Regions from separate parts of the Mus musculus genome. Here all the other regions are linked to region 3. A link is a loop called in an ENCODE intact Hi-C map of the cell type or tissue named here. Cell type or tissue: heart. All regions are shown on one strand. Region 1 has its middle 24 kb from the start of Gm35191. Region 2 overlaps Hs3st1 (heparan sulfate (glucosamine) 3-O-sulfotransferase 1). Region 3 has its middle 84 kb from the start of Gm25377.

The links. Peaks named below come from ENCODE experiments on the same cell type or tissue, not always from the same donor. Only the 100,000 strongest peaks of a DNase experiment are listed, where the experiment ranks them.
Region 1: it touches region 3 in a loop (3-fold over the local background); 3 of 42 quality-filtered maps call a loop at or near these places.
Region 2: a loop joins it to region 3, with 2.0 times the contacts of the local background. A loop is called at or near these places in 4 of 42 quality-filtered maps.

Annotation. Positions count from the first base shown.
Region 1 is chr5:39,957,324-39,965,323 of GRCm38, reverse strand. No RefSeq gene overlaps it. Among named protein-coding and RNA genes, the nearest start is that of Gm35191, 24 kb to the left of the region's middle. In heart, a CTCF peak has its summit at 4,135 (motif pointing right); no DNase peak of the experiment used is centred here.
Region 2 is chr5:39,636,361-39,644,360 of GRCm38, reverse strand. All of the region lies in intron 1 of Hs3st1 (heparan sulfate (glucosamine) 3-O-sulfotransferase 1), which reads left to right. Among named protein-coding and RNA genes, the nearest start is that of Hs3st1, 4.3 kb to the left of the region's middle. In heart, a CTCF peak has its summit at 4,686 (motif pointing right); a DNase peak (open chromatin) is centred at 770; H3K4me3 peaks cover 1,385 bases; H3K27me3 peaks cover 1,350 bases.
Region 3 is chr5:39,433,152-39,441,151 of GRCm38, reverse strand. No RefSeq gene overlaps it. Among named protein-coding and RNA genes, the nearest start is that of Gm25377, 84 kb to the left of the region's middle. In heart, no CTCF peak of the experiment used is centred here; a DNase peak (open chromatin) is centred at 3,151; H3K27me3 peaks cover 449 bases.

The DNA.
Region 1 (8,000 bases), 520 kb before region 3:
GGCTGTTCAGTAAGGCCTATAGAAGCTGAATAGGTGTAACATACAGGCACTGATTTCCTTCTGTTGGGTGGTGTTAAATTCAGTTTGACTGATATATTTTATCCTCACGATATAAGTGCCACTATTACAGCCTTCAGGATATCTTGCCGTGTTAATTGCTTTATGGTGGTTGGTAGGCATTGTACCTGAGTAGTATGGCTGATCACTCTACTCCTTGGCTTCTTGTATAACACTCACGGATTCCATGAAAACTAGTTCTTATGGAGAAAGATTTCAGGCAAGTTCCATTCGATTCTTCCAAGTTGTGTGTCTGAAGTGTGTGGTGTCTTCAGCAGAGGGGTCTTAATTTCAAGTTCTGGGAGGAAAGCAAAGATAATAAAAACATCCTGTATGATTTTGATCTCCTTGACCTAAACTTCAAAGGGAAACATATCTTGCCTGGCACTGGGGTTTTTTATTAAATAGTATGTGGCTCCTGGGGAAATCTCATATGTGGTAACACCATTTAACACACACAATGCGTCATGTGATGTTGAGATGGAAGTTTAAGGATGAGAGACCAATGGATGGTAGCCAGATCATTGGAGTGCTCCCTCAGAAAAATTTCTGTCACTGGACAAATCTCAGTTACTGCTAGAAAGAGTGAATTCTTATAAAAGTAGTGATCCTGGGCTGCCATTTCCTCTTACATTCATCTTTGCCATGTGACTTCTTTCTCTTTCTCATGTCTGTTCTTGTCTGGTGCCATCTGCCATCCTGGGGTGTAGCCAGAATATTTTCACTGGAAGCCAAAATGAGACCTTCAGTCTCCCAAATTCTAAGGAACAAAACTTTTTTTCTTAATATATCACATAGTTATAGATCCTTTTATTATAGCTGCAAAAATGAGATGCAATACCACTCTTCATTAAATTCATTAATTTATTCCAAATAAGGAAGGTTTATTATTAGAACAGAACATTTTGTCTTCTGCTGGTTTACTCAATTAGTAAGTTGTAGGGAAAAAATAGTATTAAGTAAAAGTTTAGAAAAACTGGTTTAGAGATCTCATGTAATGAAAGTGACTCACAGATGTGCAATTAGTTGATAAATGCAATATACAGAATAAGGCACAAATTTTAGTGAGTGATAATAAAAGTGTTTTCTTTGTTCATTCCAGTAACTAAACCAATGGTTAGATAATCAAATGTTGAGCATGGCACACACTACAGGAAAGAAATAAAGATATGATTTCCTGCATCCTAGTCAGCTTGACAAGGCAGGGATTATTCCCCTTTTAAGAATATCTACTAGTATACTTACTCTGGATATGAGGAGGGACCCCTCCTGGAAACGTTTTGGCAGGCATTATGAATAACTACAGACTACTCTCGGCTAGGAGGATGACTCACTAGACAGATCCAGCCATGCCTGCTATTAGCTTCTTTTTGCTGTGGTTAGATTTCTCTTCGTTGCTGAGGGGAAATGAGATAGAGAGAAATCTACAGCAGCGAAGAGGCCTTGCAGAAGCCGGTTTCCTTGTCTTAACTGACCATTCAACTTGTATGCAAACCATACAGTCTACAGAAAAGAGGCTTGTAATTCATTCAAACACACAAGCTGCACAAATTTCCTTTGAACAACTTCACAATTGAAGATATACCTGCTTTAACACATATTTTTGATAATAAAAGGAAATTAGTTACGTATTTTCATAAATAAAGTATGTTTCTATAAAGCATAGACAGTAAATTGTCATTTTTAAACATTCTCTGGGCGACATTGAACATATTTTTATCATATGTGTTTTCTTAATTTAATATATTAATATCATATACCCCCTCCTTCTTACCCCTCACATGTCTGATCACACCTCCTTCCTCTTCAACAGCAACTGTTGTTCTTACATATACATTTAAACAAATGAATATATTAATCTATTCGGGTGTGTCATTTAACGTGACTTCCATGCATATGTTTCCAGGGCTAATAGCTTGAAATTGGATAATACTCAAGAGACTCATCCCTGGGGAAGACTAATGCTTCCTCTGACACCAATGAGGAAGTGTCTGTTCCTCTCTGTGTAAGGGTGCAATGAGAGTCTCCTCATAAAGTTGGAATGTATTTTGGTCCCACTCCAGTATTACAACTTATATGTATAAAGTCTGATACTCAAGTGTGTGTGTGTGTGTGTGTGTGTGTGTGTGTGTGTGTGTAATAGGCTGCACTCTTCAAAGTTTCACTGTCTCTTGACATCACCATACTTAAATGTACTCTTCAAAGTTTCATTGTTTCTTGACATCACCATACTTAAAGTCTGTCTTCCATCACAAGAACCCTTAGCAACACACACAAGCCAGACCCAACCAAATATGGACTTTATCCAGGAGGGTCAGGGTGTCAGGAAATACCAACTGAAGTCAAGAACCGTCAAGACTCAAGAATTCAGAGACCAAAGTAAGTCTTACATCTGGGCTCCTTATTTCCAGCAAGAGTTTGACTTGACATTGCTGGTTACGGCTTTGAGAGACCTGATTCCAAACGTTTATTTTCTCTTACCGTTTTTATACCCATGAATCCTGGAGCAGCTTCCAGGGACACTTTTAATTCATATAAAACATATAACTATATATTTTATAATTTTGCCTAAATTGTTAGTAATATTGCAGCCGTTTGACCGTAACTGCTTGTTCCATTGGATGACATGTTATGAATGATTTCCCATTTTCCCATTCCAGTAAATAGAGCTCTTTGCTGTTATTTTTAGTGACTGCCTTTTGTACCATTGTATGGTGTTAAATAAATTTCTCCACTCCTCCTGGCTTATTTTTCAATGTTAAAGATATTTAATGTTTGGGTTTTAACCAGAACCAAATATGCAGCTGTGGTGGCTATGAGCAACTAAACTTCGCAAAAAACAAAACAAAATAAACAACAACAACAAAAAAAAAACCTTTTATCATCTTTTATCACCCCTACTTTATTTCGTTTAAGACAGCATTTTAGAGTTGAGCATAAATGGCAATGTTTTAGAATTACTTTAAAATGGTGTGAAATGTTTTATAAGGACTTCGGAAGAGGCAAAAGGTGCAAAGGAATATGTGACTCAAGATGACTTCCCCACTCCCTGGAAAACGTACGTGTTATTAAATACATGAAAATATCCACATCTCATATTCTCTCTAATCTCTAGTTATCTTTACTCACTAAGACACAGAGGTATATTCATCTGAGACATTGGTCAGATTAGCTTCAAAGATTCGTCAGAAAAGTGCATTGTTTGATACTAATCAGGTAGCAAACCTCAATGTCTCAGTGACAATCCCTTCCCCTCCCCCCATTAGCCTAGTTCTCCCTAGAAAAGAATACAAAAGAAAACAAAACAGGAAACAAACACACAAAAGCCTACTCCTACACCATATATTTAAGGCACATAACAAATCATATAAATGGGGTGCATTAAAGCTAACAAACAAGATGTTATTGGTAATTATATAATGCACTTGTACAATCAACATTACCCTCATAAAACTGAGACACATGGACTATCTAAATGCATGACTTTTCAAATAAAAAGCTAAGAAGTGATTGCTGAAGCGGTTTATTTTCTGAGCTGAGAAAATTATTTGGGACAAATATCAAAATTCTCCTCCCTGTCTGTTTTTTCTGTCTACATGCTTACATGATTTTGCAAGTTTGTTCTATGGTTTTAGACACTTATCCTAACTGGGTAGGATCAATTGCTTATGTTTTCATAGTTGTTGTGGCTATTAAATGACTTCCACAGACATGTTTCTAGGTAGTATTTATTTATTCTTCAAATTCAAAACTCTTAAATATATGTTTACACCTTAAATAATTATTATGGGCAATATATAAGCCAGTGGTTTTCAATCGTCCTAATGCTGTGAACCTCATGTTGTGGTGACCCCCAGCCATAAAATTATTTCCATTGCTACTTCGTAAGTGTAATTTTGATACTTTATGCATTATAATATAAATATCATATATGGAGGATATCTGATATGGGAGCCTCTGAAAAGGTGTGCTCAACTCCTAAAGGGATCACGGGACCCACAGGTTGAGAACTCCTGACCGAAGAAGTATTTTCATGCAACAAAGGAAAAGCAAAAGGGTAGTTTGTAGGTTTCACCACTAGAGGGAGTGCCGACCAAGATTTTGAGCCTATAACCTGTGTGACTTTCTGAAGAAGGAAGTTTATTTCCTTAAGTCTGAAAGAAATTGGGAAGCTTATGTCTGCTCCACAAAAGCCTTCCTTTGATTTGTTTTTAAATATTGATTGAATTTTAACATCTATCAGAAACTTTAGGTGCTTCCCCTGTGGCCATCCGTTCAGAACTCCATTCTCTCTTTCTATAACCCTCATGACTTACCTCTGGTCACTAATTCACTGTGATATAGAACAATCACCTGGTGGTGTTTCTGGGTTTCCATTGTTATGCTATGAGGTTATGAAGGTTAATAGGGATATAATCAATTCACTTTTTCTAGCAGAAAGTTGATACTTGGTTAGTGCTCAGAGGATAATAAAAGAAATGAAGAATGAATGGGGAAAAGGTGATGTGATGGAACGTGAAATAACTCAAAAGAAACTTGTTTTTAGGATGAAATATTGGCATAAGACGTGGACTTTTCTGACTAGGGTCTTGATAACGTTGAAGATTAAAAAAAAGGATTGGGGAAAATAAAGAAGTAGTAGCAATTTTCGTTTCTTTTTGATTTTTCATAACATGAAAGTGTTGGCTACCTACTATGCTTTGACCATCCCTGGCCAAACTGAGGCTCCAATACAACAAAGAGCAGCTTACCAATTCCTTTGTTATGGAAATAGAGGGATGTTCGATGGACTGCTTTATAATGTTGCTTTCACATGACATCTCTTCTACCTGGGATCTATATGAGCGAGCTGATGACTGTTTTGTTGGGCAACCATCAGGTACTTTCATGGGGGGAAGTTCCTCCTAGCACATTACCTTGTGGTTCTTGTTTGATTCCTGTTTAGATTGCATCTGTTTGGAAATCTCTGTTCCTAGCAACCTGAGCTGTGTTCTCACTGGTGTGTCAGGAAATCCTAGGCTGGATAGTCTCTTTGGCAGATAAAGTATGCAAATTCAGTACACAACCACAACAGGAATTAAGCTCCTGGCATTTTCCTTACAGACCCAAAGCAAGAAGACTCCTTTCAGCTGGAGGCTTGTCTCCCTAATGGGTCAGCTGCAACATGATCGAGTGAAGGACCAGCATTACCTCCTCCAATTTGGTTTATGATGAAAAAGCCATAACAAATGAGTTCACCCCCTTTCTTTTCTCTCTTCTTCCTCTTCTTCTCCTCCTCTTCCTCCTCCTCCTCCTCCTCCTCCTCCTCCTCCTCCTCCTCCTCCTCCTCCTCCTTCTTCTTTAATTTAAAGACACTTTTTGGATCATTGTGTATAAGATTCTTGATCCCACTGTGCAGGAGAGTTAGCCCTTCATGTCACATCTCATCAACTGCTATCTATGTCCCTGCAGTCAGATAACTGCTCAGTTAAAATGTTGTAGTGAATAAGTCTGAAGAGAAGACACCCGGATGATGCCTGGCTGCAGACCTTTGCTGGGTTTGACATTCACTCATTAATTCCTTCCTTATAATATACATGGACACCTATGCATTCAATTATTATCATGTCAAAGAACCCACTTTCCTACGTCGTCACTGTGATGAGACCATGAGCTTCTTTGCCAAATGCCTTTTAGAATCCGGGTTTTATAACTAGGTCTCTATTTCTTGGTCTAATATTCCTGTCAGAAATCATAGGAATTCAGTTTACCCCAACTCACTCAGAGTGCTATTGATTGCTCACTTCTACATAAGTTCTAATTTATTCAATTATTCAATGTAAATAATTTTAAATGGATTTTCTGTGGTAAGCTGTGATATACATGTACTTTTTTCTTATTTGAAACACTAAAGTTTAATGCTTTGTCTATTTTTGTTTTTCAGATTCAACACCATTTTTTTTGTTTTGATTTTCTCCTCAGATTTTTACTTTTTTTTTTAAACTGTAAATGTCAAGGCCCAAACGTTGATGAGTTTTCCCTAATGTCAACTTCAAGACACTCTAAAATCAATATCAGAATATAATTTGTCTGTCATAGGCTGGGTTTCTGAGCTCAAGAACATTTACAAGGAATTTCTACTCTAATCCATTTCCGAGGATTTCGCTTCCTTGGGACTTTTATTTTACCTCCTAAAGATAGTCTGCCATTCTTCTCAGCTTTTCTGTGACCCACTGACACTTATTAAACAGTGTCAACTCAACTCTCTGCTTTGGGCCCTCAAATCCTTATACTGTGTACTAGACGGTTGAAGGAAGAATTTGTTTGCTCTATGGTTACCCAGGAAGATAAGGGGGGCACTCCATCAGGCAACAGAATCATGACACTAAGAGTTCACATCTCAGCCCCACACATAATGGGGAGACTGAACTGGAATGTGTGTTAAAGCTTTGAACTCTTTGATGCATTTCCTTCAGTAAGGCTGTATTTCTAAAGTATTCTATAATCTTCTCAAATGCTACTACTAACTTGGTACCAAGTTTTCATGTACTTGACCCAACAGGGGATACTTCTTTCCAAGCCATTATACTCTGTATTCCAGAAATGGGGAGAAAAGAAAGAAAATATCAGCAAAGTGTTTTCTAATATTATAGAAAAAATAACCTGACACACACACACACACACACACACACACACACACAGATATATATATATATATATATATATATGACAGCCTTGTTAGGCTTCCACTTGTGAACGAGGGGGAGGTGGAGTGTTAGAGCTGCAAATTCATCATCAAACAACTTCATCAGCTAGGACCCTTTTAAAGGCTTCAGGGAAACAACCTTGCCATGGCAGACATCTGTACGAGATCACAAGAAGAGACATGGATGTGTGTGTGTGTGTGTGTGTGTGTGTGTGTGTGTGTGTGTGTGTGTGTGAGAGAGAGAGAGAGAGAGAGAGAGAGAGAGAGAGAGAGAGAGAGAGAGAGAGAGAGAGAAAGAGAGAGACCAGGTGGGAGGAGACACTTGCTCTTCTGAAAACAACTCATTAAATCAACTGACACCAGAATCCCAATCAACTACACGTGTTAATCTGATGGTGAAAAATCAATGATCTGAAAAGTTTTCTCTAAGACACATCTCTTAAGGTCTAATTTTCTTGCACTGTGACTACAAGGAGATCTGAGTTCCTTTTATGAAACTTTGAGGAACACATTCTAGAACATAGCAAAACCTTTCACAAGTTTCTGAACTTTCCTTAATCAGTGGCATCTGGTTTTGAGATCAGATTTTATATGAAGAGATATTTTCATTCTTTATATACAGTAAGGCTCACATTTTCAACAGGCTCACAGACATGACTTTTAAATCCAAACCTTATGTATTCTGCATAGTATGTGTATGCATTTGTGTGTGTGTGTGTGTGTGTGTGGGTGTGTGTGTGTGTTGAAAGGGCAACAAAAACCTCAATTGTCTCCATTTAACCTGATTCCAAAAAGAAGGTCATAGGCACCAGCTCTAGGAAGAGATCATATAAATCAGAAACATTGTCACATAAAACCCCATCCCACAAAGCTTCTGTAAGGCAGACGACATAGTCGATAAGACAAATCGGCAGCCTACTGATTGGGAAAAAACTTCACTAACCCCACATCTGACAAAGGGCTAATATCCAAGATATATAAAGAACTCAAGAAGTTAATCACACACATACATACATACATACATACATACACACACACACACACACACACACACACACACACACACACACAGTCAAAAAATGGGGTATAGAACTAAACCAAGAATAATTTACAACTGAGGAATCTCAAATGGCTGAAAAACACCTAAAGAAAATTTCAAAGTCCTTAGTGACCAGAGAAATGCAAATCAAAACGATCTTGAGAGTCCACCTTACACAAGTTAGAATGGCTAATATCAAAACTTTGGGTGACAACAGAT
Region 2 (8,000 bases), 200 kb before region 3:
ACTAACTCAAGTGCAAAGCCCAAGGTGAGATAAGGCTAAAGCAGGTAGAACACACTCCACTGGAGGCAAGACTCGGGGTTATCTGATTCTCCTGTCTCCTGCTCCGAAACCTCACCTCTAGAATTCGCGAGATGGACTATAAGGTACCAGACTTTCTGACTCTTAAAAGACTGGATTTATGTCCCTAGATGACTCGAGAGGGTCGTCGCTGCCCGTTGCTCGGCGCCACAGCTTCTCTCTAGGACCTTGGGCAACTGCAGCTAGAGTGGAGCGCTGGCTGAGCCCGGGTACCACCTAGGGCGGAGAATTGGGCCAGGGGACAGCTAACAGGAGTCCCTCTGGAATGGGGCATCTCGGGTGTGGAAGCCTTGGTCTAGTTTGCCTTTGCATTTGGTAGCAATAATGGGGAGACTGAGCATCTCCCGGGGTACTCGAAGAAGAAGGTGACAGGCAGGACCTTAGGTATTAAGACAGCCAGTTACATACGGCTGTTATTTTTTTTTTTTTTTTTCGTGTTACTTTTTTACTTTTTTCCCACCTCGGCTTCTATTTCGAGTACCACCGATAGAGGAGGCGGATGGGGGAGGGTAGTGGATAATGGATGTCCGTACACGAACCTGGGAAGCTTGTATTTAGAAAGTGCACAGCTCGCTCGGAGCCTGACCTCTTCAGGTGTGCCATACACACCCGCTTTTTTAGAGCAGTGGACTCCGCTGCTTTCCTCTGGACCCTGCCATTCCTGGAACTGGAAAGCCAGCTCTCCGAACCTGGGGCTCAAACCAGTAGTAGGATGGAGAAGCCAGTGCTGGAGCCAGATGCCTACCAGGGATTGGTGGGCTGTGCCAGACTTAGCAATTATTTGTGGGTGCCTCCGACTCTTTATGGCACAATCTAAGCTAAAGGAGGCACTTTATTTTCCTTGCACACACGGGGTTCTCCTCTGGATCAGGAGTAGCACCCTTCCTCGCCAACCCCCACAACACAACGCAGAAGCTGTGGTATTCTTGCTTTGCCTTGCGCGAGAGACTTACTCCTCCTCTTCCCTCCGCGTTATCCCGGGGCTATTTTTATACTTAACTATGCTAAGATGCTTTTGGGGGGATCCCAAGGAGCCAACTCTGCATCCACAGTCTTGAAGCTGCTTTCCCAGAGGAGGTCTCTTGTTAGCCAGGAGCTGGGGTGAGTAGAGGAGACCGTGAATAAGGGAGAGGAGAGAGTTCGCCCTTGCTTCAGTCTGAGCTCAGCATTCTCAGGAAAGTACCACCAGCACCCAGGCTGCCCCACCTCCCAGCCATTTCCCCAATCCGGGTGGGAGCAGATCTCCAGCGCAGTCCCCAGGTGCCCCAGCCCTGGGTATTTGACCAGCTGCTTTGGGGGTGGGGGTGGGGGACACAAGGTACTGTGGTCTCAGCTTTGCTCCCAAAGCTCACTGTATTTGTTGAAATTCAATTACCAGCTTCCACCCAGGAGTTTATTCCAGGAATTCTATATTTAACTTTATTTTTTTTCACAAAAGGAGATTGAGATAGCTCAACTCTGCACCCCCAACCCCCACATTTCTGAAGTACTAATTCCTTTTGACACCAGGAATTAGTCTTGCTTTCTACTTTCCCAGCAAAAGTGAGTACAGTTAGAATTATTCCGACCTTCTAAAGTTCCAAATGAATGCTTAAGGTACAATGCATTGGACTGCCCTTCCTTATTTTCAACATGGTTAGATTTTTACATTCACTGAATTGGGAAAATAACATTGATATGGACTGTTGTATTACGTAAGGTTACACACACACACACACACACACACACACACACACACACACACCTCCACGGCCATGTATGAGAAGGTGAACTTTTAAAAGAGCCCCTTTGGCATCAGTTACCCATCTAAGTCTTGTTCGACAGGGATGGACAACTTCCTGACTAAGCACTCTTAAGTCTCTGCAGTTAATTAGCCAGCAGCCAGAGATGTCTTAGTGAGCAGGACTGAGCTATGATTCTGGGCTTCACATCCTCTCCTAAGCTGCTGTGCACGCAATATACCATGTCTTAAGACGGAAAGTTTTGGACAGGTGATCTGGTGAGAAAGTGGTGCCTTGATCTTACAAAGGGGATTTTGGACATGTGGAGGGCCCTTGCTGCTAGTGTGGGGTGGGGGTGGTGGGGTGGTGGTGGGGCATAACCTTTATCTCTCCAGCAGATTATAGCCTTCCTACACCTTGATAAGCAGAGTGAGCTTTGCCTTACACAAACTCGTCTATATAGCTGGGACTTGTGTTTTCATCCTCAAAAGAAGAAATTCTCAGCCTTGAAAAATCCCAGGGATTCTCGGAAGGGGGAAGATTCACAGGAGCTTTTCCTGTCTTAAGTTAAAATTCAGTGGTGATTCCAAAGCAGGTGGGAGAAGGGGAGTGGCTGGGGGAGGAGGGGGAGGGATGAGCTGGTTGGTATGTGCTGCTCAGCCTCTTTGAGACCCAACCTGCACTCTGGGTGTCACACAGCCACTGACAGGACTGAGTCCCGTTCTCTCCTGGGTAAGGAGGCAAAGATAGTCAAGCATGGGATGCCTGAATGGGTTATAACCTATGTCTGCCATGAGTATCTAGACACCAGTTCCAGAGCCTGAGCTGAGGAGTGTAGCACTTTTTTGGCTGCTCTGTGACAAGTGAACTGTCTTCCAAGGTGTTACAGAAGGACAGACAGCACTTTTCATCTGAGGTTAGAAAATATGAACACTGCAGTTCTCCAGTCCCCAACTTAGCCATGGAACCATCTGCTTTCTATCTAGACTCCCTTTCTTAAACAAGAAAGCAAGAGACTGAAGGCTGTGATGAGGCCAGCCTCTGTCCCCATGACCTTAGGCCCACTGTTTCCTCTCTCTTCGTCTCCTAGTCTTTCCTGTAGATTAGTGACTGGAGAATGATTAAGAGGAAATGATAAAATACACCTAAAAGACATTTTGCTGACTACAAAACACTTGTGAAATTTTGATTATTTAATTTGCCTTTCTGGCTTTTATATTTTATATCTACTTAATGTTCATGTTAATTGTAATTGGGGTGTGCCTGCATCGGAGTTCATCACAGCCACTAAACCTAAAATGAGGGCAGATTTAAATAAGTTTCATCTTATGTGCACTCTCCATGAGTTACGTCATCTCTGAGCCTCACTGTTTCTAAGAATTACAATTTCCAGGATCAGCGTTAACTTTTAGAGTTGTTTTTTCATCTTTGTCTGTTTTCAGACAGGGTCATATATCCTGGGCTGACCTCCAAGTTGCTCTGTAGCTAAAGATGACCTTGGACATCATCTGGCTCTCCCGCTCCTAATTTCAAGTGCTGGGATTATAGACATAAACTATAGCATCCAGTTATTTTAGTGCTGTGGTTCAAACCAGTGTGCTAGGCAAGTACTCTACTAATGGACCTACATCCCTTGTCTTTTAAAGTGTTTTGCTGTAGTTTTACTTTTAAGTTTAGTGTGTACATATGTCTTAAGTAGATATATTTGTAGGGAAGGACAATATTGCTTAATCAAAAACAGAGAAAAGTTAGAAGACAGTGACTCAGCTGGGGGAGAGTGAAGCATAACCAGTTTTGTGGTCTCTCTTGTCTAAGTTGGTCATCTGCACAAAGTGTTTGCCTTTCTATCTTTCATTTTTCTCTTTTTTCAGAATTTGTCCCTAGAGCCTAGTTCAGTATCAAACACTTAATGCATTTTCCAAGATGGGTTTGGAAAAGTGAATGAATGATTGAACGGAATCTTCACAGCTATTCAAAAGAGCAGATGGTATAATTTCTATTTTAACAATTGCGAATCTGCAGATTAGGAAACGTTGTCAGTTTTCTGAAGGTACAGAGGATTCCAGATTGAAATTCAGATCTATGTGTTCTCATTACAGACTTCAGTACTGTTTTGGGGGGGGGGGGGCTCTCCCTCCATCACCACTCAAAGTCCCACTAAGTGTCTGGAAGGTACCCAGCAACCAAATATCATTTTTTTCTATATAGAATCTCCACTGTCTTGGTCAGAGAGATGCTCCTAGTTGGAGGTAGAGTTTCTTTTCCTAGTTTGTATCTTGTAGCCCTGAACTCAGTTAAATGATCCCACCAGGGAATTGGAATCTGGAGGGAGAAGTGTAAGGACACAGAAACTGTAGAGTGTTTATCATCAACTTGGGTCATGGATCAAGTGGCTGGCGTCAGCAGCAGCATCCAAGTCTCAGGATGTGCTCCCAGCGGAGCTATTCCTTGGGTACCATCTTGACATGATCCCTGGAGTCTGGTCCCCTTCATTCCTTCTCATTTTCCAAGCCTGGATTTTCGGCATCTCCCTAGATCCTAGAGGCATCACCGAGTCTTCAGACAGCTTACTTTTTGTGTCTGCGTTAAGCAGCATCTTAAGCAGCTGATGCAAACAGCCTCCACAATCCATCTTCAGGACTGCCTCTGGCATGAAGCCTTCTCAGCTCCCTCCACCCACAGGGAATTAAGTCCATAGCTTTTGCAGGCCGTTAGAATAATATTTACTGGGCCATAGTTTGTCAATAGTTATGTGCTACCGGGAGAGGACTAGAAAAATGAATACATTATTCTTTGAAGGAAAGGCTTAAACATAACAGAAATAGATCCCAAAGGACATCTTTCCTAATTTTTTTTTTCTTTCCTTCCGCATACTGCCTGCTTTTTGGTAACATTCCAGCAGGGGGCGCAAATGACAGTACCTTCAGCTGCCAGACAAGAAGCAGCCTGCATAGGACTGAAACATGGGTCTACAGCTCAGATCCAACACTCTGTTGCTAGTGAAACCTATGACCTAACCTTGCCAGGGTTTGTTTAATGTTTAATATAAATGACAGGTTAACAGTTTTATGTAAAATTTACAGACATCGGTTTCTAGCAGCCTATTCAACATGTCTAAATAACACACGTGAGTGTGCAGAGCGTTTTCCTATAAAGGGACCTCGGAGCTCTCCCACAGACCTGCAGACTATTGGCTTCTGAGTGCTTGGGATAGACGGAAGCTTTGCTTGGAATGTGACTCTCACGAAAGATCTTACCTGTAAGGCCACAACAGGAATGTGGGGAAAGGGGTATGGATGCTATAGTCACTTCCTTCCTCGTGATCTGCTTCAGCCAGTTCGGGATGTCACTGGTCTTTATCTCTGCAAGCAGTTTTAGAATCCCATTTACACCTTTAACTCATTTGCTGAGTTCCAACCCCGCTCTACTGACTGTTCTTCCTGCCAGTGACACAGTGGGGAATAAAACAGATGGAAGCCCTCACCACTGTGCACATCTAGTAGAAGACAAAGCGGGAGAACTAATGAAAATCCCTCCTGCTTAGACTGGTATATGCTAAGGATGGAAACAAAAATCAGGGAAGTGTGAGATGAAAAGTCAGGGTTGCTGGTAAGTTGAGGGGCCTAAGGCAGTTAGCCTGGGCTCTAGTTCAGTGTGACCATGTCAAGTTTCATGATCTGACACAAAATGGTTTTCAGTGTGGGAATATGGAGTTTTGATTGGACTCCGAAATTTCAAATTAATCTCTGATATTTCTCTGTAGGCCTAACTTGTTTTAATTGATGGGTAGGCATGCTGAACACAAGCCTTGCACCAGACCTTGTATTAGGTATAGTGATGGACCACCAAACCAATCAATGATATTACAGACCAAGGTGGAAGGCATCAGTGTCACAAGGGATTGGATCACCAGATCTCTGGAGGGGCTTAGGGAAGATGTCCTTGTGGAGAATTCCTGCTCAGAACACTGGTACCCAGTGCCTTTTTAATTGAACAGTGAATGTGCATACATTTGTGCCAGAAATAACTTGCCTGTGTACCTTCCCACTTCTTTTCCTTGCCTGGATTCCCTCCTTATTGACAATTTCTTTGACTGACACTAACTTTTCTTAAAAAGTATTATTGCATTGACTCTTGAGAGCAAAGTTTTTAGTTTTAGTTTTGTTTTTTTTTTTCTTTCAAAGTATGAAGGATGATTGTACCCTTAGAGGCCATCTTCCAAATCTACCCAGCTTTTCTTGATAGACAGTTGTCCAGGAGATGAGAAAATATTTTGAGTTCCCGATGAACTTCCAGGCAGTCAGATAAACTAGCAAGGTTGTGTGTCAAAGGTGGGAAGTGTTTTTAGCTGTCCTCAGTGGGCTTATCTCAGAGATAAGCCTCGTTCGTCACAGTTCCCTTTTTTCAAATCTTTTGGTCTTTCTTAAGACAATTGTGTGGCCCCTGAGTGTGCTTAGCTATCGTCATCCTGCTACTTGACTGACTCACTTGCTTACTATGCTGAACTCCCCCACAAGGAGACAAGGAGATACGCTCCATGAGAGCGAAGACCTGGAGGTGTATGTTTGCTTCAGTTTCTAGAACACCGTGTCTGTTCCTAAGTACTAGCTCAAAAGAGAAACCCTGAGAGTCTTCATCAGAGAAAATGGGGGGTGGGGAAGGCTCTTCATGGGGGGGAGAAATATTTAAAGAGAGAGGGAGGTATCAGAAAAAAAGGGATAAGAATAAAGCATAGTCAGAATTGGTGTGGATCCATTTATTGAGAACCCAATAAATTATTTGGGGTCTACAAAGTATAAATTCAGCTGAGTCCTTTGGCAGGAGCTCATTGTTGAGGCGATCTTAGACACACAAACCCTCTGACTCAGAAAGAATGTGGTAATGATAAGGTCTGGCTTTGGCAGCTGGCAATAATACCAGCTGTCTCCCCCCACCCCTCTCCACCCCCCTCACCCCTGCCTAACCTACCCATCCACCCTCCGTAGTCCTACAAAGGTGAGAGAGCTTGGCTTCTTGGCTTTCTGTTTAAGTAAAATGAAGCCTTGAAATAAATCACTTATTTCCATCCCCTGGGTGAAGCTGGTAGATGCTGAACCTGCAGTGAGAATCCTCTACCTGCGCTGAGCAGATAGCTTAAGATTATTCAATCCACCCAGAGGATTGAATGAGTAACCCACACTCTGTTTAAGTGTTAGACTGAAAATGGTTCACGTCTCCTTTCATCCACCCAGAACTTCCACTTCAGCATTTTACGTCTTGTCGCCTTTCCCCTAGAATTCCTGCAGATTCAGGGCTTGTAAGCCCTGCAGTAGGTTGTTTTATGTAAATGTCTTCATTCTTTCATTTAGGAGAGTCAATCAAAGTCCTATATCAGCACTTAGAATACAGTGAGAGAAAGGTGATTGCAGATGAAGCTGGAATGAAAAGGCATGCTTGCCTTGCTGTGCTCAGAAAAAATAACTGCACCAGAAACAGGGACCCGAGCAGGCTGAAAGTCTCCTAGGGAAAGCTGGTTTGCCCTTGACTCCCACCCCTTCTCCAAACAGACTCTTTCCAGCGTAGGGAGGAGAGAGGGACTCCGTGTCAGGGACAGATATCTGAGATTCTATTTTCGAATTTTTTTTTTTGTTTTTGTTTTGCTGGTATTACGCATTTGTGTTGGCTTTCAATAATGGGTGACTTTTCTGGGCCTTAATTTTTCTCAACATTATTCTGCAGCTATAAAGACATACAGGTGCCTAGTGCCATGCTCAGGAAGTTGCCTTTGGTAAAGTTGATAGGTTTCACAGATGCAAATATAAGGCTGCTAATGAAATTTCAGAAAAACAATAAGCAACAGTTTAGGTGTATCCCAGATACTTAAAAATTCATTTACTGTGGACTGAGGATATAGGTCAGTGTGTGTGTGTGGGCGGGGGCGGGGGGGGGGCTGAGAATATAGGTCAGTGGGAGAGTGTATCCTTAATATTTTTGAGTACTGGGGTCTGTCCATTTGTGGTGATGTTAGCCTGCTATCCTATACTTACAAAGTCCCACTAGTTTCCTACATCTTGTGAGAAGTTACTTTTCTGAAAACTCCAAACCATGTGAAGGTTAAGGAAAGGGTTACACTGTGATCTCAAAGGTGAAATGGTTTCGCCTATGGGAATGGTCCAAGACAAAACAGAAATGTTGTTTTCCCTAGTGAGCTAAGCAAGGAGC
Region 3 (8,000 bases):
GACTCCATCTTGCTATCTATTTTCATAGGTAACGTTTTTCTGACTAAAGGCAGACACCGGTTCTTCTGAATTTAAAGTCCAGCATGGAGAACTGGAGAATTTAAATGATGACTCACAAACAGTGCCGCCAGACAGATGCACAGCCCAGGCATCCTCCTGAATGTGCATGCTGAGTCTTTCTATTTAAGAGATCTTGGTTTTAGTTTTAGTTATGTGTATGTGAGTGCAGGTGCCTGCATAGACCACAAGGGGTTGGACCTAGAGTTTTAAGAAGATATGAAACAGATGAACAAGGTTCTAGCTCTTCCCCAGATAGAAATGAAGTGGTTGGCATTACTCCATCATGATGTACTGTGCACGTGGACAGCACACATGCAAACACAGAGAAATGATAAGCACGGTTACAAAACTACATTATGTTCCTTCCAGCAGAGCTCAGGTCATTTTTCAGGAAGACTTCATGGCATTGTTCTGTGACTCAGTACTCAGCGCTCACACTGACCCTCTCAGCATCAGCATCAATCATTGTGATCTTCTCTGTGACTTTTACTCCCACATCTGTCTACACACAAACCATGTTGTATAGACACGGTAGAGAACAGTTTACAGAGGAATTGTTGAGAAACCTCTTTCTTAACCCATTTTTTCCCAGTGTGTAGCATGACCAATGCACAGTCTTCCTCTAGATGGATCTCCATCTTCTTACATAAGAAAAACTAAGTTTGTAAAAGTGATTTCTTGGATACAGAAGTTATATCAAAAGCGCTTCACCTCTTAAATCCTAGAAGCAATCTTTGGAAGTGGATACATATGTTCTATCACATTTGAACAAGTAAAATGGAGTCAAAAAACCAATTCATTAACTTCCACACTGTTGCAGTGCTGTACAGGGAATTCAGTGGTCAGAGTCAGAGTAATCCCAGGAGGGAGAATAGACCGGGTTAGTTACGTATTGCAATAACAGTCTCTGAAGGTTATCTATCTCTTATGGCCTCCAGTGCCACACTGATAGAGGCAATAGGAAATCACCTCTTGGGAAGATGAGTGTTATATTTGTTGCTTTCTTTTGCTGTGATAAAATACTATGACCAAATACAACTTGGAAAGGGAAAGGTTTATTTTAGCTTCCTGGCTAGGTAGCCAGGAAGGAACTCAAGGCAGGAACCAGGAAGCAGGAATTAATGCAGAGGTCATGGAGGAGTGCCTCTTACTGGCTTGTTCCTCATAGCTTCTTTAGCCTGCTTTCTTATAGCACCAAGAACCCCCCCAGCTGCCCACCGTGAGCTGAGCCCTCCCATATGAATCATCAATCAAGAGAACATACCACAAGTTTGCCCACAAACTACTCAAGTGAGAGCCTTTTCTCAGTTTAAGTTCCCTCCTCCGCAATGACCCCAGCTTGTGTCCACATAACAATAAAACAAAGCAGTACAAGTCTGATCATTTCATTCTAGGAATAGATGAGACAGCATGAACATAAGGATAATTTTATCTGGACAATTCATTTAGGGGTAGATAGGATGATTTCACTGGAGAATTCATTGAAATATATGAATGCTTCCAAAACATATCCTCTAGTTCCTAATACTGAAGGATGCTGAGCTGCAGGCCTGAACAAATATTCCTAACCCACAGAAGAAGGAGATGGACACACTCTCAAAGACAAACTCTTTCTAATGGTTCAGGAAATAATTAACCCGAAGAGCAAAAGGACACACGCAGAGACTGAAACTGAAGTAAATTTGATGCATTTGTTAGTATTACAAAGTAGCTCCAGGAATCCATCAGATATTTCAAGCTGGTGCAGGAGACAGAAGATACTGCGGGGTTTGGATTTTCATGATTTCTCATCTTTGCTGTCACCCTAAAACTTGATGAAATGGAATAATTCCAGGTATATTAGCGTCAAGACACAACAAAGTCCCTGTGAGAGACAGGTAAAAAGCATCTTCGGGCAGGGGGCTTTAGAGGCCTCCAAGTGCTAATTGCAGGTGTGAGGAATCAGGGGCTCAGTGACAGGAGACAAATAAGGGCCATGGAGATAGCCATTTTCCACCTCACAGTCTCTGTATTTCTAAAAGCAATCACACACACACACACACACACACACACACACACACACACACACACACACACACACCTGTCACATAAAGCTATTCACAAACTCTGAGTGATGATTTACTCCACAGGGGCTACATCCTGGGGAATTTTATGCACAAAGTGAAATGGCTCTTGCCTGAGGGAGCACCCTTTTCATCTAATTCATTGGTTTTATGAGGAAATTGAAAAAAAAAACTTGTATAGGAACATTCTCAGAGGCAAGTTCACAAAAATATTCTATGCAAAGGACAAAAGAGCCATATTTATAAGCAGCCACCATGGAATAAGTGTGCATTATTTCATTAAGATCTCTTAATGCACTCATTAGCTGGGGTATTACTGTAGTCTCACCTTAAAAATTAGGATTGAAGATTTAGGATAATTTTATAATTAGTTCAAATCAATACAACAAAGAGGCTAATTTCTATTTTGTCCAACCCAAAGCAGAAGTTAACTTGTATCGTAGTGTGACATTAAACCCCAGGGAGATCTATAGAAGCCAACTTTGTTTTGTCCACTGTCCTTCACATACATTGTCTGATTTGTTCTGAGACATAGGCCGTTTCTGACTCAGAGGTAAGATCAGCAGCATTGCTGGATGGGGTTACTGAATCACTCAAAATGTAGTGTATAGAAAAGAGCTAAACTCTGAGACATGAAGAAGCAAAAGCTAGGGTCAAAATGTTATAGTCAGACGACAGAAAAGATAAAGCCAAGACAGGAATAAAACCCAGGGATGGGTGGGATGGTTTCCTATTCTCTTCTGTGTTTGTTTAGAGTACAATGTAGAAAAAAAATGTGTCCAGAAGACTTAAATTGCACAACCTCAGAGCTCCACCCAACATTGTCTGTATAAAATCCAGGTCCTTCCTTGGAAAGAAATAGAGATTACTTTCCCATATCAACCCGTCTAATAAGACTAATTAGTAGAGCCAGGCTTCCACAGCTTCATGGATCATGCTTTGCACCGGGACTTGGCTGAGTTGTTTATTATCAAGAGGAAATGGATCAAAAGCAGAGAACATCATTTTATGCAGCAGTGGGATAATATTTACATTGGTCGAAGATCAAGTGCCTGGCCTCCTGGCACTTATCCACACACTTCCTCTCAGGAAGCCATTACAATGCTGAGTGCTGCAGGGAGGCCACTTCGGGCAGTTCCTCTATCAAACACATTGCTGTGTTTTTGACAAAAGGTTTTTGATGAATCCCATGTACTGCTTATTTCTCCTTAAACACACTTTTTGGACTAAGTCCTTTGAGGAAAAGTGATATGAAAGCCTATGATGACCCATAGTTTTTCACCCTGAAGGATCTTTATTTGTTCTAGCTCAATACAAAAGTAGGTGTAACCACTGATCTCTGAGTGCAAGGGTCAAGGGTGTTGCTGTATCCCAGTGCCTAATCAGCTACAGAGGACAATGTTATTACTTGTTAATGGATGTGTAACTACTGGTTAATGACTGCATGCAGAAGACAATGTAGGTACTGGTAAATAGATGCAACTACTGGTTAATGAATGGATGCAGAGAGCAATGTAGGTATTGGTTAATGGATGTAACTATTGGTTAACAGATGGATGCAAATAGTGACATGCTTTCAATAGGTAGAGTCCTGTTTATTCTTTCTTGTAGAAAGCAAAGAAAGAAGCTAGCTGTGGTGTACGAACCCTAATCTCAGCACTTGGGAGGTAAAGTGTAAATATTAAGAACTTTTGGCCAACATGACCTATATAACAATTATAGATAAAGAAGACTATAAAACACATTGAATATCTACTTTGTGTTGTGTCTTATTACAAGGACACAACATATGTAGTTTCTGGGGTTCCCTATCATAGAATAGAAAGAAGACCTTCTATAGACTAAAGACCATCAATCAGCAAATGTCAGAGTGGAGATTTAGATTCACTTCATTCTAGCACTAAAGGCTTGATGGTGTTTGGTTTCCTTTGGCTTTCTCACTATATCTATAGCATCGCTAAAATTTTTGAAATTTACAAAGCACAAAAGTGTGCTGGAAAATGTGAATGTTAAAACAGACAACTAAATTTAGATTGATAAATTTAGATTAAATTTAATGATATAATATAGAGCAACAAAATCACCAATATAGGAATTCCTTGTAGTAATCGGTGAAGACTCAATGTTGGTTATATATAAACCAATGTAATATAATTTTCATGGTTGCCCTGGACAACAGTCCTTCTAAATCCTGCTAGAGTAGGCTCAGCCTTCTGACTGTCTCATGACAGATCTCTTAGATCCTAGACAGTTTATTCTGTGTGACCTGAAATCAATCAGACATTCTTCCATTTATTTAGTTTTCCAGCCCTTAATGAAAGCAAACTCCTCTACTATACTCTGGATTTGCAAAGCTTCTAAGCCTTGGTGCCATGGTCCTTCTCTCCAGGGCTTTCATAGGAAAGTGACAGGGCCATAACCAATTGGAAGTTCCACTCTTACAGGGGACTCATCCATCAGCACCCAGACTTTCCGCAAGTACACAACTATACTGTCATGGAAGGGAAACTGATACATGGAAAAAAAATGGATATGACCAGAGTCTTAGACCAGGCAAAAGTAGGCAAACATTTGAATCCACTACCCCAGGATACAAACAGCTGTTCTGCAGAGAACAATCAAGAAGAATAAACATATCTATCAATTTTTGCTGATACACCTGAGCCCCACTATGTCAAGATGATCTCATGTGGCACTTGCGGATAATTTGTTCTGTTCTCAGGGACCCTGGAGTATGTTGAAAATGGAAGATAGAATGCAAGGCCAATGGGATATCTGACTCATCGATGTGCTGTTAACATTGGTTCAGCAGCAGGAATGAGTGGAAAGATATTGCAAATAGGGCCCAGATGTAAATGCAGCTTGCAAATATATCAGAGGAGACAAGGACATCAAAGGATGTCATCAAAAGATGTCATCCATCAAAGGCTGGAGAGCTCTGTCTGGGAACATATAAGGATCTCCCCAAGAGACAACCTAATCATCAGCATGTTAGCCCTGAGAAGTACACATAGTTCAAAACCATGACTCTTAGAGCCTTGTGCTTTGCTCATTTCTTTCCAGTTTTGGGGGGAGGGAGAATGCCAGCTAGGCCACTTTATTCTCAAAGAGATTAAGGGTTTTTCTAGTTATCAGGTAGAAAGATAGATGGGCTATTGTGGATATTCTCTAACTTGCTTCCAGTGAGTGATGTTTTGTTAAACAGTCTTTTGTTAAGCACTATTTTGTTAAAGACTAACCAAGCAAGACATAGTAAACTTTGATAAACTTTGCTTCATCCACTCATTGAATGTTAACATAGAGATATGAGAAATTTCTGAGAAATTGACTAGCCATGTTGTCTTAGTCAGGGTTTCTATTCCTGCACAAACATCATGACCAAGAAGCAAGTTGGGGAGGAAAGGGTTTATTCGGCTTACACTTCCATACTGCTGTTCATCACCAAAGGAAGTCAGGACTGGAACTCAAGCAGATCAGAAAGCAGGAGCTGATGCAGAGGCCATGGAGGGATGTTCCTTACTGGCTTGCTTCCCCTGGCTTGCTCAGCCTGCTCTTTTATAGAACCCAAAACTACCAGCCCAGAGATGGCCCCACCCACAAGGGGCCTTTCCCCCTTGATCACTAATTGAGGAAATGCCTTAGAGTTGGATCTTGTGGAGGCATTTCCTCAACTGAAGCTCCTTTTTCTGTGATAACTCCAGCTGTGTCAAGTTGACACAAAACTAGCCAGTACACATGTGAAGCATGATCCTTGAGTTTTAGGAGCTTTTCCAAGGAGCTGGATACTCTACAGATAATTCCAAACAATCTCCCCTTTTGATGGACAAAAGAAATACCCCAAAACACAGCATTTGAAGACTCTCACCAGTTTGCAATGGTTTCCTTTATCCATTTCCATAGTCTCCCTCTATAACGTAACAAAACCCCTGTGCTCTGGCGATTCCGTTGATCCACTTCTGTAATCTGAGATAAAACATCAAATGTCATTTCTCCCCTATGATCATGGTTCCACATTCAGGTCAGATGATCTGGTCTCTCTAGGTCTCAGTTTCCCTGTTTTCAGGATGGAAGTGACTACGAAATCCAATCCTGGGGGCTACTGAGAAATGAACATAACCACATACATCCTCAACAAAGAAGCTGGGTGTCTCTCCTCAGTGTTCACTCCCCACTGTATAGTCTAGCATGTACCTATGTGTAAGGTATAGTATAGAGATATTCTAAAACACAGTTCCTTTCTTATTGATACTATTTTGGCTCACTGTTTTAAGATCCAGCCTAGCATTGTGGGGAAAAATGAGGAAGTTGCTCATATTTTTTTTTCTGCAGCCAAGGATCAGACAGCAATGAACATGTGAGACGACCTCTTTCTTTTAACTTTAACAAAATTTATTTTACTATTTCTATTTATTATTATTATTATTATTTTATTACTATTGTTGTGTATATATGGTTGAACACATGCCATTGTGTATATGTGGTGGGGCATAAGAAGACAATTTTAAATAATGAGTTGTCTCCTTCCATCATGGAACATGAGGACTAACTTTAGATTATCAGGCTTCCTTGGCAAATATTTTACCTATGAGCCATCTCAACTGCCCTCTAGAACAAGTTTCGACCCCCAGGAATCCAAAAATTCCTAACAGATGGGGAAGAATACAGACAGATGAGCTAAGCAGTGGTGAAGAGATGCTCAGATACATGGGGAATATGGAGAAAGACCTGAGCTCAGGAGAGTGGAGTAGGAGCAGAAGGCTGTCTACTGAGAAATGATACTCTATTGGGAATCTGCTTGAAGATGTGGACATAGCAGCAGACTGAAAAGGAGCACCTTATACAGAAGCACAAAGCTACTGATAATTGCTCCCCCATGCCTCGCCACCCTGGGCTTGTTTCCCATATTGGTACTGGATCTGAGAGCTTGGCTCCTCTGGCTCTGGCCCTGGCTCTGGCTCTGGCCTCACACTCATCTGTCTTTTCTGCTTCCTGCCACGTCCAAGTATCCCAAGCCAGCTGTGTAGCTTCAGGCTCACCTTGGGAATCAGCCATCCATCTCAGCTTATCAGGCCTGGAAATCAGATTTTCTATGATTCCATAAAATAAAAATATTGTCGGACTCAGTTGGTCCTTGGACCTGAAACTTCATTCAGAGAGTCCACAAACCCACTGTGACAATTGCTTCACCACACTGTGCTACCCTGCTGCTTTCCACCTTCACGAGAAGCTCCCCCTCCCGTGTCTCAGTGGGCATCCTGTGGTTTCTTCCTCTGCAGCAGCAAGTATCCTGCATCCAACCTAACAGGGACATTCTTTTCAACTCCACTCTTCAGGCTCACCATATGGACTACCAATAGAGCTTCTTCTTGACTCTGCCCTCTTAAGCCTTCTACATAACAGTCTTACTCATCACTACCAACTTTGTACAGATGTATGGCATTGCCCAGAGACCACTTACTGTGGTATTCAATTTTTCTTGTTCCATTTTCTATTCTCAAGTATCTGTCATAAGTTCCTACCACAGGCAATAAGAGACTGTAAAGATTGGTTCAGAACATCACCTTACACTGGGAATGAAGAAGCATGCTTTCCTTGCTAGCCTCAACAAGTCATTATGATGTCACCTCATATAAGTCATTTAGTCTCACTGAAACAATAGTGAGAAAACTATTACATAGTTTTACAGGCATTTATTTGGTGGTGGAGGGAGGGGAGAGGCACATACAAAAGCATACAAATGGAGGTTAGAGGACAACTTGCAGAAGTTCTTCCACCCTGTAGCCACAAGCAGTCTTACCATCGTATTCTATTTCTTTAATCTTAAACAGAGGTCGCCAAATTATGGTTGGTGTGCCTTCACATTCAGAGCCAAGTTTT